Regions from separate parts of the Homo sapiens genome. Here region 1 is linked to region 2. Evidence: chromatin loops called from intact Hi-C (ENCODE). Cell type or tissue: PC-9. All regions are shown on one strand. Each heading gives the region's core, and the rest is flanking DNA. Links, peaks and the distances in the headings are about the cores only. Region 1 overlaps TEKT4 (tektin 4). Region 2 holds the start of MAL-AS1 (MAL antisense RNA 1).

The links. Peaks named below come from ENCODE experiments on the same cell type or tissue, not always from the same donor. Only the 100,000 strongest peaks of a DNase experiment are listed, where the experiment ranks them.
Region 1: a loop joins it to region 2, with 16 times the contacts of the local background. A loop is called at or near these places in 1 of 110 quality-filtered maps.

Annotation. Positions count from the first base shown.
Region 1 is chr2:94,872,872-94,875,371 of GRCh38, reverse strand. TEKT4 (tektin 4) reads right to left here. Exons shown (of 6, transcript NM_144705.4): 2 at 1,782-1,852; 3 at 1,264-1,407; 4 at 374-596. It overlaps LOC442028 (a long non-coding RNA gene), which reads left to right. Exons shown (of 10, transcript NR_037597.1): 9 at 1,820-1,983. Among named protein-coding and RNA genes, the nearest start is that of TEKT4, 2.7 kb to the right of the region's middle. RefSeq lists an enhancer at 843-1,704. In PC-9, for the core only: CTCF peaks have their summits at 779 and 986 (motif pointing left); no DNase peak of the experiment used is centred there.
Region 2 is chr2:95,018,478-95,027,646 of GRCh38, reverse strand. MAL-AS1 (MAL antisense RNA 1) reads left to right here and starts at 618. Exons shown (of 8, transcript XR_007087136.1): 1 at 618-1,088; 2 at 1,214-1,307; 3 at 3,390-3,452; 4 at 4,304-4,430. MAL (mal, T cell differentiation protein (MAL blood group)) reads right to left here and starts at 1,939. Exons shown (of 4, transcript NM_002371.4): 1 at 1,762-1,939. The coding sequence starts at 1,854. RefSeq lists enhancers at 832-1,555, 5,062-5,562 and a silencer at 1,910-2,039. In PC-9, for the core only: CTCF peaks have their summits at 4,092, 4,292 (motif pointing left), 4,954 and 5,160; DNase peaks (open chromatin) are centred at 4,326 and 5,166; H3K4me3 peaks cover 200 bases; H3K27ac peaks cover 697 bases.

The DNA of each region.
Region 1 (2,500 bases), core at 1-2,500, 150 kb after region 2:
GAACCCCCATCCTTGGTGGTCACCAGGACCTGAATCCTGCTCAAGGACTGGGGACTCAGAGGTGGTAAAGGCCACGCTGAGACCCTAGATTCAGAGCCCTGCCTGCCAGGCCAGGACTCTTGGGGACCTCCCGGGCGGTCAGTGTTCCCCAGACCACCTCCTGCCTCCATCCTCCCCACAGCTCCTCCTGCTGAGTCATAGGGGTGGCAACACCGGTCGATCATACCCAGTGTCACCTGGTTTTACATAGGTTTACGGAGAGGAGACACTTGCTTCTGGGGTCCCTCGGGATAAATGGGACAGAGGAGAAAGGTGTTGAGGGCCCAGGCCAGGTGATGAGAGGGGGCCGTCTTCGGGGTTCAGGGTGCCCCACCTTGTGCAGGTGGTGATGCAGCTTGTACCGCGCGTCCTCCAGCTCCTCACAGCGGCGCCCGAAGGCCAGGTTCACGGCGTCGCACTGGAGCCGCAGGTCCTCGGAGGTGTCGCGAAGGATGCAGTCCACCAGCACCCGCAGGTTGGCCGAGGCCAGGCGCTCGCGCTGGGCACGGCACAGATTGTCCTGCGTGAACTTGGCCCGGGTCTCCGGGGTGGAGGCGCTGCGGGGCGGGGGACAGCCAGGAGAGGGTCGGGGAGGCTCTGCCGAAGGCTGGGAGCCCTGCTGCGCCCCCATGCCCTGTCCGCGCCCCATGCTCCTGGAGGACGTGCATGGACTCCGATGCACCCCATGCTGCCCCACAAAGCCCAGTCCCTCAGGCTCCCTGCCCCCGAGTGCCCCCTGGCCACAACTTCTCTGAGTCCCCCCACACCCTACCCACCCCGGGCACTTAGTCCCCTCGTGCCCCCGCGACCCCGTTCCCAGCACCGCTGCCCCGGAGGCCCCCTCTGCAGCACCTCCGGCCCCCGCAGCCCCCCTTCCCTAGTACCCAGCGCCCGCGCCCTCTTTTTGCTCCCAGGAGTTTGCCGCCCTCTAGTGGGCGGTGGTCAGGCTCCCTCTGCTGGCCTTGGGCGGAAACGCAATCCTGCCAGCGCCTGGGTCTGACCCCACCCTACTCTGTCCTGTCTGCCGGCAGCCAGGCTGTGCACGCGCTGGACATTTGAGGAGGTCTTGGTCGCTTGCTCATGCCAGGGGCAGACAGTTGCCCAAGTGCCCTCGGGGGCGAGGGCCTCCGGGCCAGGCTGGTGAAAGCAGCGCCGCTGGGGCCCCCAGGCAGAGGGAGGCGAGACCACAGCCAGGGCAAGTGCAGGGGCAGAGCTGGGGCCCACCTCTCTTGGAAGGTGGTGGAGTACGGATGAGCCTGCACCTCGGTGCTCTGGCTGTGGTGGCGCCCGCAGGTCTCGTCGATGTTGTAGGCCTCCATCTTGTCTGACCAGTCCATCTCGCAGGTCTCCTTGTGCTCCCGGTTCAGTCTGGGGCGGGGTGGGGCAGGGCCTTGATGTGTGCCCAGGGAGGGCCCTGCTGGGGACCCTCTGTGCTGCAGGCTGGGCCCCAATGCCTGCCTCAGGAGGGAGTTCTGGGTGGGCCTGTCCCGGGCAGCCCTCGTGCTCAGCAGTGACCAGGAGCTGCGGCCCAGGCTGGGAGGCTGCAGATCAGATGTGGCACTGGGCTCTGGCCACTCAACCTCAGGCTGCGCCGGAACCTCCCCCACCCAGTCCTGCGCTCCACTGTGACCTGGGGCAGCCCCTGCTGGCTCTGAGTCTCAGGGTCCTGTCGTTCAATGCCTTGCCCCAGGACCAGCTGTGGGTAGGGTCAGGAATCATCCCTTGGGCAGCCCTCTACCCACCGGATCTGGCTCACTGCTTGCATGATGGTTCTCTTCAGCAGCTCCTGAATGTTCCGGATGAGCTCGGCTTCCTGAGGGAGGAGACGCCCTGAGCACCAGAGCCAGTCCCTGGTGAGGATCCCAGGAGGCCCAGCTGCTGCAGGCCTTGGTCAACACCTGAGCAACCACAAGGAGTTGAATGCCGGGCCTGAGCTCTGACTGTGTAAGTTCTGCTCTCTCACTGGGTTTATCTTGGGCTTTTGGGCATTCTCCTTGGTGCGTTGTAAGTGGGGTGTTTTCCTCCAGGGCCTTCTGTGGGCTGCTGGGAAGGTCCCTCAGCGGCAGTTCCCACGCCCCAGGCTTCAGGAGTCATCGCTGCTGCTCACTCAGTGCACCTGGGAACGTTGGCCTGCCCTTGGCCTCTGGACAGCCCCTGAGGACCCAAACTCTGGGGGCCCAGATGCCCGCCCAGGCTGCCCCTCAGGGCTCTGTGCTGGGAAAGGCCATCTTCACACCAAGAACAGGAGAAGGACCCTGTGTTTCTTCTTATTGCCTGGCCAGTTTAATTTGCTGTGTGTAGGAACAAGCCTTTTCTCTGTGATTGGGGTCTTTGCCTCAACCACTGGGTACTTCCTTGTGTGCCAGGGCCCGGGTCCTGCGCCCCTCTATCCCTGGGTTTGCCTCTCCGTGCACTGTCAGTGTCTCCATCAGTTGGCAGGTGCCCTTGTTGCGGGCAGAGA
Region 2 (9,169 bases), core at 4,041-6,540:
CACATCAAATATATACAGCTTCGTATTTACAGTCCATGCAGAGGAGAACTGAGAGGCTTGGGGTCAGCTTTCTCCTCTTCTCTCCCAGGCACCTGCGAGCCCACCCCTAATCTAGAGCATGTGGAAGATGCCTGGAGATGACTATGCATTGCGGGTCTCCTGGGAAGTGAGGAAGGGAGGTGGGGAACAGGGGTGAGGTGGAGAAGTGACTTTCTAAGTCAGCTGAGAGAAGCGTTCTGGGCGAGGGGGAGTTGTTTCTTCTGGAAGCCCCGCTACCGGCAGGCCACAAAGCCACGCTGGAAGAGCAAGCTGCCAGTAGTAGATGGTTCCAAGGTTTCCCACGCCCCTGTAATTTCTGCAGCATTGGCGGGTTGGGTGGGAGTCTCCGGTCACCTTTCCCGCAGATCAGATCGCCCCGTCTAACTGGACTGTTCCTACTCTCAGGGGCACTCCTTCTTGTATGCTGAACTTCTAAAAGGAGGCCAGCGGGGGGCTGGCTCTCTGTAAACGGTGGGGCTGCGTTCATTGGCGTCCAGGGTTTCTTCTAAATGTAACTGCTTTGATTCCGCCTATCCCTAGGATTTCAAGTCACCGGTTCCACCCAGGTTTGGGTTCGACTGGACTTTCACCCTAAGTTCAATGGTAGCCCTGCTCCCAGGCCGCCGCAGCCCTCTTAGCCTCTGCCCGCAAGCCCTCTTTGGATGAACTGACCTGCTCCCTTTGGTATTCACACCCTCCCCCTCCAATCAGGCAATAACAACCTGGGGTCCAATTTTTAAACAGCCAGGCTCCGACATTTTCTTTCCCGCCCAACTCTCCACGCTGACACTTCTGAGGGTGGGGTGCCGGAAAAGGTGTCCCTCAGGCGGTGACGGACCGCACCCACAGGACATACAGGGCACACCCCTCCCAGGTGAAGGCCAGCGGCCCCCGGGGAGTTGAGGCTGAGGGAGGTCACTTCGGCTTCGCGACACCGTGAGCGCTTATCAGGAGTTCTCAGTAGGAAGCGCTTTCCTGCAGCCTCAGGCAGAGACCGTGCGTGCAAGGCGGGACCGACCGCAGGTGCAGAGGCCCCGGGCCTGCCCAAGGTCAGTCGAGGCGCGCGGATCGCTCTCGCCGCCACCCCCCACCCCCCACCCCCCATCTCCTCCACCCCCACCCCGCACACGGGGCAGAAGGACTGCGGCCAAGCAAACGATGGCCTCATTTCCAGATCGAATTGGTCGCAAATACGTTCCCTCGCCAGAAACTTTAAAAGGCCAGAAGAAAATAAACCGGATTCAGCTCCCTCTCATCTCCAAATCTCGGTTGGTAATACTAATGTTTCTCTTGCTGATTTTTTTTTCTTTTTTAACGAAACCTTCTCCCTTGTAAAAGCTGCGCACTTCTACCCAACCGCGCAAAGCGCGGCGGGAGCTTCGGTGGCGCTGCGCGCGTCAAGTGGGCCCCGCGCGCAGCTTTGGGACCAGCGAACCAAGAGCCGTCCCCCCCTGCCCCGCTGCCTACATCTGACCCCAGTTGGGAACCCAGTTTTTCCTCCATAGTCCTGTAGACTGTTCCCCTCATTCTGTTGGTCTAGAAGGGCACAAAGGACCGGAGGTGGGAGGGGACTTCCCTGGCTTAGTCCCCGCCCTGCGCCTGCTGCCCCGATGCTCCCAGAACCTGCGCAGCTAGCGGATCCCGTCCGACAGCTGTGCTGGGCGCCCGAGAGAGCGCACGGCTCAGCCCACCCCGTCCCTTCCCCGGCCAGGAGCCACTCACAAACTCAAAGATGAAGAGCAAGTCGGGCAAGGTGGTGAAGACCGAGAAGCCACTGGGCAGGGTGCTGCCCCCCGTCGCCGCTGCGGGGGCCATGACGGCGTGCTGGCGTCGGCCTTGGGACGGGACGAGCGCCGCTCAGACTCCGCGCAGACCTCTCGCTGGCTCCGCGGAGCCCAGTGGCCTGGGCGCCCCCGCGCGCGGGTTAAGAGCAGGGGAGCCCGGGGCAGAAGAGGGAGGAGCCCCGGCCGCCGCCCAACCCCGCCCCCCGCCCCACGCCCCGGGAGACCCGGCCCGAGCGCCGCGGGCACCGCCCTGAACCTCTTCGAGGCCCCGCTGCGGGCGTCCAGAGCTGGGGACTGTGGGTCTGACTCCTGCGTTCCAGCCGTGGGTGCCACCTCTTGCGGGAAGCAGGGCAAAACCACTTTGGTCAGGCGCTCCTCGTGCCTTTCTCCCTTCGTAGGTGACCAGCATCTCGTAAGAATGATAACCATCAGTAACCGGGACCCCAAACCTTCTCATCAAGGCACCTCTCGGGTCACCATTACTTTAACTTTGAATTTGGGTCTCCTTCATTTTTCCGCTGGATGCGTTAATGTGCGCGACCCACAGCTCCAGGCGGCGGTTTCCTGGCGGAACTGGACCACCGCCACAGGCTGGGGGTCTGCAGTGGGGGATGGGACCGGCCGCGGCCGCCGGCCCCTTCCGCGTCCACTGAGCCGGCGCTGGTTCGGCGCTGGGATCCTGCACCGGGCCTCTCTGCTTGGTGCTGCGCGTCTGCCTGAGAGTAGGAGGTTGCTCCCAGCTGTGCCGGCCCCAGCAGAAGGCTGCTGGTGGTGGTGCTGGGGCAGGTCGGCCTTGAATCCATGCGACAGGAAGGGACGTTACCAGAAGAGATTCATCGCTTTCTCTTGGTCTGGGCAGCCCGGGCCTTTTGAGGGTGGGACCGCTGCTACCCCCACCCCCAGGTTCTTTGCCTGCCTGTTGACTGCCGGTGTTTCATGTTTTGTTTCTCTGTTTCACTATTTTTTATTTTTTGCCTTAAAAAAAAAAGTATTACCATGCAGCAGTTGCCCATTTATTTTAATTTACTATTAATAGTGTGATTGCTGTGTTTCCTCCTACAAACACTGAAGCCTGAAATCCGCCCGAGTCCGGATTCTCGCCTGCCAAAAGGGAATTGGCCCCGCAACCTCCAGCTTAGACTCCCAACTCTTCTTTCTTTCCATTGGCAGCTGCTGCAGGCAGGACAAGGGGCTCCCCTTCTCTCCAGTGGGGCCTTCACCTCTCCCTGCTGCACAATTCTTCCTCCTTCCCAGTCCCTAGGGAGAGAAGTATATTCGTGGACGCATTTTCCAAAGCAAAAGTAGCACGCCCATCAGCTGGCCATTCTAAGTGCCTCTGGAAAGGGGCCAGGCATTTGAAATGAGAAAACCCCACTGTGCCTCTGTGAGCTGCCAGCCCGGACGGCTGCAACCAAGGTGCCATTGTGTCGGGTCCCCAGGGCAGCATCTCTCTGGACACAATGGGCTGTGGGACTTTAGGAGCCCAGGTCCTCATCCACCTTGGGCATCTCATAGCTCGTTAGTTGGACCTGCTGGCCTCTGAGAGGACATCTTCTTCCTCCCCAGGAGACCGTCCTGGGAACAAGCCTTAAAGCAAGGTGGCCACAGGAAGCCGCAGCCTGAAGAGAGGTGAGATGACCCTCAGGCAGTCCAGCGAAAGCTGCTTGGAGATTTCCTATCAGCACATACTAATTAAGAACAAGAAGATCCTATCAACTCCTAATAATGTCCTTACCTGGCCTGGAGGGCTTTTGTTTGTGGTTTGGTTTGGTGATTTCCTACTTATTTCAAGCCTTTGTTGCTAACTCATTCCTACTTGGGCCTGAGCCTTTGGGGAAAGCTCGCTCCCAGGGGCAACTCAGTGGAGCTCAGCAGTCCCAGCCCTCCTTTGATAAGGCAGAGGGGCAGCAATCTCTGAAAGAGGCTTCAGAGGATGAGGAAGGCAGCCCGGCCAGGGTCAAGGGGGTTTGTCCCTATCTCTGTGACCCCCTCCTCCCACCTGGAGTTCTCCGCTCGACGTTCATCTTCCTGACCAGACTCTACCCTCGGCAGGGCATCCTCCAGCCACCCCCATCTGCCCCTCTCCTTCCCCACCCTAGCATATGCTCAGCACCCAAGCAGAGCCCAGCCTCTGGTGAGTGCTCATTAAACCTTAGCCAATGGTGGATGACTCCAGCTTTGTCTGTGCTTGACCACCAGAGGAGGACATGGAAGTGCCCTGTTTGGATGTAAGAAGCACTGGTGAGGAGTGAGGCACTGGTAATAGAGAGACATTGGTAAATAGAGAGGCATTGGTGAGAGAGAGGCGTTGGTGAGACAGAGAGAGGCACTGGTGAGAGAGAGGCACTGGTGTGTGAGAGAGAGAGAGAGAGGCGTTGGTGAGAGGAGGCATTTGTAAAACAGAGGCATTGGTGAGAGAGAGAGACATTGGTAAGAGAGAGGCATTGGTAAGTAAAGATGGGCCTGTCTTCATTCCCCAGCACAGCTTCTGCAGGTGCTCTGGGCCACCTGCTGGTGAATGAGGTGGTTGATACTTATCAGAAGCCCAGGACCATATTTTGGTTTCCAGCAGGATATGAAAAAATAATTTCAGCCAATAATAACTCAGTGAGTATCCTTGGTCTTCCCAGTGGGTGTGAATAAGAGGGTGGGTCTGGGGCTTCTGTCAAATATTAATAACGTGGCCTTGGGTGGGTTTCCACAAAGTAGGAATTGGAAAGTTGCCATTGCAGAGCCAGCCTGGGGAAGGAAGAGGTTACCACCTCCAGTTTGTGTGTGTTCAGGGGGAGGGAGGAGATTGTGGGGAGAGGGACGTGTTCAGGGAAAGATTAATGGGCAGGAGTTGCCCATCCGTAACAGTAGGTGCATTGGTTTTTGAGGTAGGTAAGATGACTCCCATTTTACTGATGAGCTAACAGAGGCTCAGAAGTGTTAAGTAGCTGCCCAAGGGCACAGAGTTGCTGAGCACCTTGAACCTGAGTGACGCTGCACCTCTAAAGCTCCGAGCCCTCGATGAAAACCCTGCTCAAGATGGGCAATTGCCAGTCAAATGCCAGCTCCATGCAGACATCGGCAGCCTCCCAAATCCAGTCTTCATGGTCATCTCAGGTGTGGCCCCAGGCACCTGCCCTGGTGGACAGGGCTTGGGACCTTCACCTCTGGGAACACAAGGAAGTGGGGGTCATCATCCCCATTTATGGATGGCGAGGCCGGGTGCCGACATGAGTTCAGAGAGCTACCCTGAACGCGCACTTCCCCCTAGGGATTTTATTTTTCTCACAGACACAGTCACCCACAGCCCTGGGTTCCATAGAAGGCATGAAGCAGTGAGGGCACCTGCTGGCGGATGGGGGAATGGCAGCCACAGCTGCCATGGCGTCAGCGCAGGAGGGGAACCTGTTACTGAGGGCTTGCTGAGTCCCAGCACTGCCACAGGCACTTTGCCTGCATGGCTTCATTTAATCCCACAGAGGCTTGCTGGTGGGTGTCACCCAACATACAGGCTAGGAATGGGAGGTAATGTGCGCAGGCCACATGGCTGGTGACTAGGCCTCTTGATTCCAGCAGGCAGGCTCTGTGTCTACTGCACAAAATCCACAAACTGGAAAATCTGAAGTGGTGGCTGCTCACCAGGGCACTGTCCTTTGATGGGCCATGGGCTCCGTGTGCCCACTGCCTCCAGGGACAATGATCCGCATGTGCTCTTTTCCCCACCCTCTTGTAGGATCATGTTTTCTAGAACCAGGGAGATGTGGCACTCTGCCACTGTCCGACAAAGTCCTCATGATATTCTGAGCACAAAACAGGCTGGCATTGTCTGGGTGACTTGTGGATGGGGATGGAGGGTAGAGGGTGTGTGAGTAGGAAAGACAGAGTCCCTGCTCCCTAGGAGAGCTCTTTCCAAGAGGGACAGCACGTGAGGCTGAGAGGCACCTGGTCAGGGCCTGTGCTGGGCATGCTTTGTCCATGACTGCAGGCAAAGTGCTCAGAGACGGTGTCTTAGTCTGTTCGGGCTGCTGTAATAAACTACGGTAGACCAGGAGGCTTGTCAACAGCAGGAGCCTGTTTCTCACTGTTCTGGAGGCTGGAAATCCTAGATCAAGGTGTTGCAGATTCCGTGTCTGTTGAGGGTCCACTTTCTGGTTCACAGACGGCACCTTCTTGCTGTGTCTTCACAGGGTGGAGGAGGTGAAGGGTCTCTCTGGGGCCACTTTTCTAAGGACACTGATACCATTCATGAGGCCTCCATCTTTATGACCTAATCACCTCCCAAAGGCCTCAGCCCTGATACCATCATCTTGGGGGTTAGGATTTCAACATAGGAATTTGGGGAGGGGACACAGACATTCAGATCATAGTAGGTGGCACATGGACCAACTGTTCTAGAACAAAGTTGGGGTGGGGGCAGGCTGCACAGTGGGGCCCTGTTTCTGAGAACCTCTTGGGTGGTACCCCTGTGCCCGCTCTGCAGATGTAACAGTAAACTCAGTAGAGCCTCCTGCCTCCAGCCCAAGTTCAGTAAGCGCTGGGTGATGGGGTTGCCATGGAGGAGGGGCCCCTGCCTCTTTGAAGCTTATTATGAGGCTTGGGAGGCAGATCTTAATCAAGCATAGCACACTGCAGGGAGCCCAGGTACAGCACCGGCCCAGCCTGGCCTATAGGGAAGCTTGTGGGAGGAAGGGCCCTTTGGATTGGTGAGCAGTGGTTACCAGGTGAAGGGAGAGAGCCTTCCCGACACTGGAACAGCACACACCAGGCCCCTTGCTGTCTCCTGGAGGAGGGTCTGGCATCGCACCACACACTGCAGGCTTCAAGTGCACATACAGAGATCAACAGTGAGTCTGAGGAAGGCGATAGAGCAGGGAGGAGGCAGAATGTAAACAACCACAGGAGTCCAGGGCAGAAGGAACAGGCATGGGGGCAAGTTCTGGAAGGGGAGGAGAACAGGACTGATGCTGCGGCGGAACTTGAGGAAGGCCTGTGAGGTTGCATGGAATGTGGATGTGCAGGAAGAGGGAGGGAGTGTGCCAGGCCAAGGGGACAGTGCAGGTGAGTCCTGGGGCCAGGGAGGCCTGTGACCTGTGTGAGAAGGTGGCTCCTGGGCAGACCCAGAAAGGCCAGGGACAGGCTGGGCTCAGGCAAAATGCAAAGGGTATGCCGCATACCTTGAACTTAGTCCATTCCCTCTGTTGAACCCCAAGAGTAAGACCCCTCTTCTTCCCTGTTTGGAGCCCACCTTCTCTGCCCCAGAGAGGGACTGGACCCTGCGCCTCCACAGGAGAGCTCACAACCTGCCCAGCAAGTTGCACCAGGAATTTGGCCCACGTTGCCCGAAACATCAGACCTGCAGGGCTGGGCCAGTGGATCTTTGGAATGTAGTCTCAGCATGTTTGGGGCTAGGCTGGTTTGCTCCAGTGCAAAGCATCTCCCTTCAGGTTTCACTTACAGCACCCCTCAGATGGCCGCTGCCTGCCTTCTTAGACTCTGGAGTGGTTGTTAAGTAAATAACAGAATTTCGCAGATGCATCCTGCAATGACCTTGGCCCCAGGCCTTTCCTGCTCAAACTTATACTTCCACCTGGGGCTTCCTCCAAAGGCGCCCCCCCCCCCGCCCCTTAGAGTGAGGTCACTCCCTCGTGGACGACCAGGAATCCACCTTCTAGAGAAGCCGCCTGGCCCTATAGTCAAGGAGAGAGACTGTGGCAGTGGAGGCTCTCCTGATAGATACCCTTCTTCTTAGCATTCCTATTTTCTGTTGGAAAAAAATGCACCCTTACTTAGAAAACAGACAAAAACGGCATTGTCCTAATGCCCCCGATTCTTCCAAATCAAGGCAACTATTTTCATTTCTGCACATGATCTTTTAGAACTCATAGAGAGGTGAATTCGTTCCTTCTCTGAGCTTCTCTTTCCAGCTGGTGACTTGGCCACTCATTCAGCCTCAAACACACTCCCCTAGTGTCACACACAGGCTCTGCGAGCACAGGGAGCCAGGCTGGACAGGGAGGCACATGTGGGAGCCTGAGAGGTGCAGGTGTAGGCACTCCAGGGTGGGGCCATCGAGACCTTCGACAAGGCCAATGTGGGTTCTCCTCTGGGGGAAGAAAGCAGGGTCCAGTGAGGGTTACTGTTTCTTCTGTCACTGGAATGATTGGCCAGGGCCAAGCACTTGGAGCACAGCCAGAAGAAACAGGGCACAGGGACCAGCCCAGATGTCTCTGAGTTGGCACAGGGGACTTGGAGATCAGGAACAGCATGAGATCAAGAAACACATCAAAACCATAAAACTCAACAAAGCAGAATGCAAAAACTTGCTGCAAAAGAAGAATGGAATGTTTGCATGGAGGGTAGTAGGAAATTGCTACTTCACGTCTCAGTGCGTAGTGCTTAGCGCAGCACCTGGCCCATGGGCAGGGCCATGAGTGCTTCTTGAAGGACAGGGAGAAAGGGCGGGGAAAATGAGCTCACAGGCAGGCGTCTGGAAAGCTGAGGAACCCTCAGACCCCACAGGGCCTGTCCTGTTGGTTTCCTAAACTTGCTGCCCATGACACAAACTGTGTCCTTTGGGTGCATTGGTTCCTGTTGTGGCAACAGACCTGTTTTTGAAGCAGTAGGGCCTAAAGGAAAAGGAAGGAAAAGCTCTTGGCTGCCCCGGGTCTTGGTCTATGATTCAGAACTGCTAAGCCTTAGAAGGAAGGGAGGGGACTCGCCACTGCCCCACCTGGATGACAGATGAGGAGGCGCCCAGAGAGGTGCACCTCAGAGGCATGTAGGAAACCAGAGGCTGGTGGGCAGAGGGCAGCCACAGCTGTGGAGGGGAGGGCTGCCTGCATCCGACCAGCCCGGTTTGTTTGGGAGTGACCCTGACCGTGCAGGACTAGGCATTGCATCGTGAGGAGGATTCAGACCCATCCCCTCTGCATCACCTCCCAGACCCCAAACCCCCCAGGCCCATCTCTTTCCAGACCCCACCATCTTTCCAAACTCTCACTTGCCAGAACCCGTCACCTCTCGATCCATCACCTTCCCCAAACCCCTTAAAAAATCAGAGAGGTCAGAATCTTGGCGCTACCCGGTCCTCCGAGACATGACAGTCTCTCCCCACCAGCTCCAGGCCCGATCACTTGCTCTTTATGTGGGAAAGGACAGTCTCTTCTCATGAAGTGTTTAATCCACTTGGCATAGGAGGCCTGTGTCCAGGCTGTGGGATGACACCCTGCCGTGGGTGGAAAAGGGACAGTGGATGTCCATGTGCTGACACCGGAGGATGCCGGGACAGCGTCCTTTCAAGGTAAAAGAGGAAGTGGCAGATCCGTGCTTAAAGCATAATCCATTTTTTGCTTCTA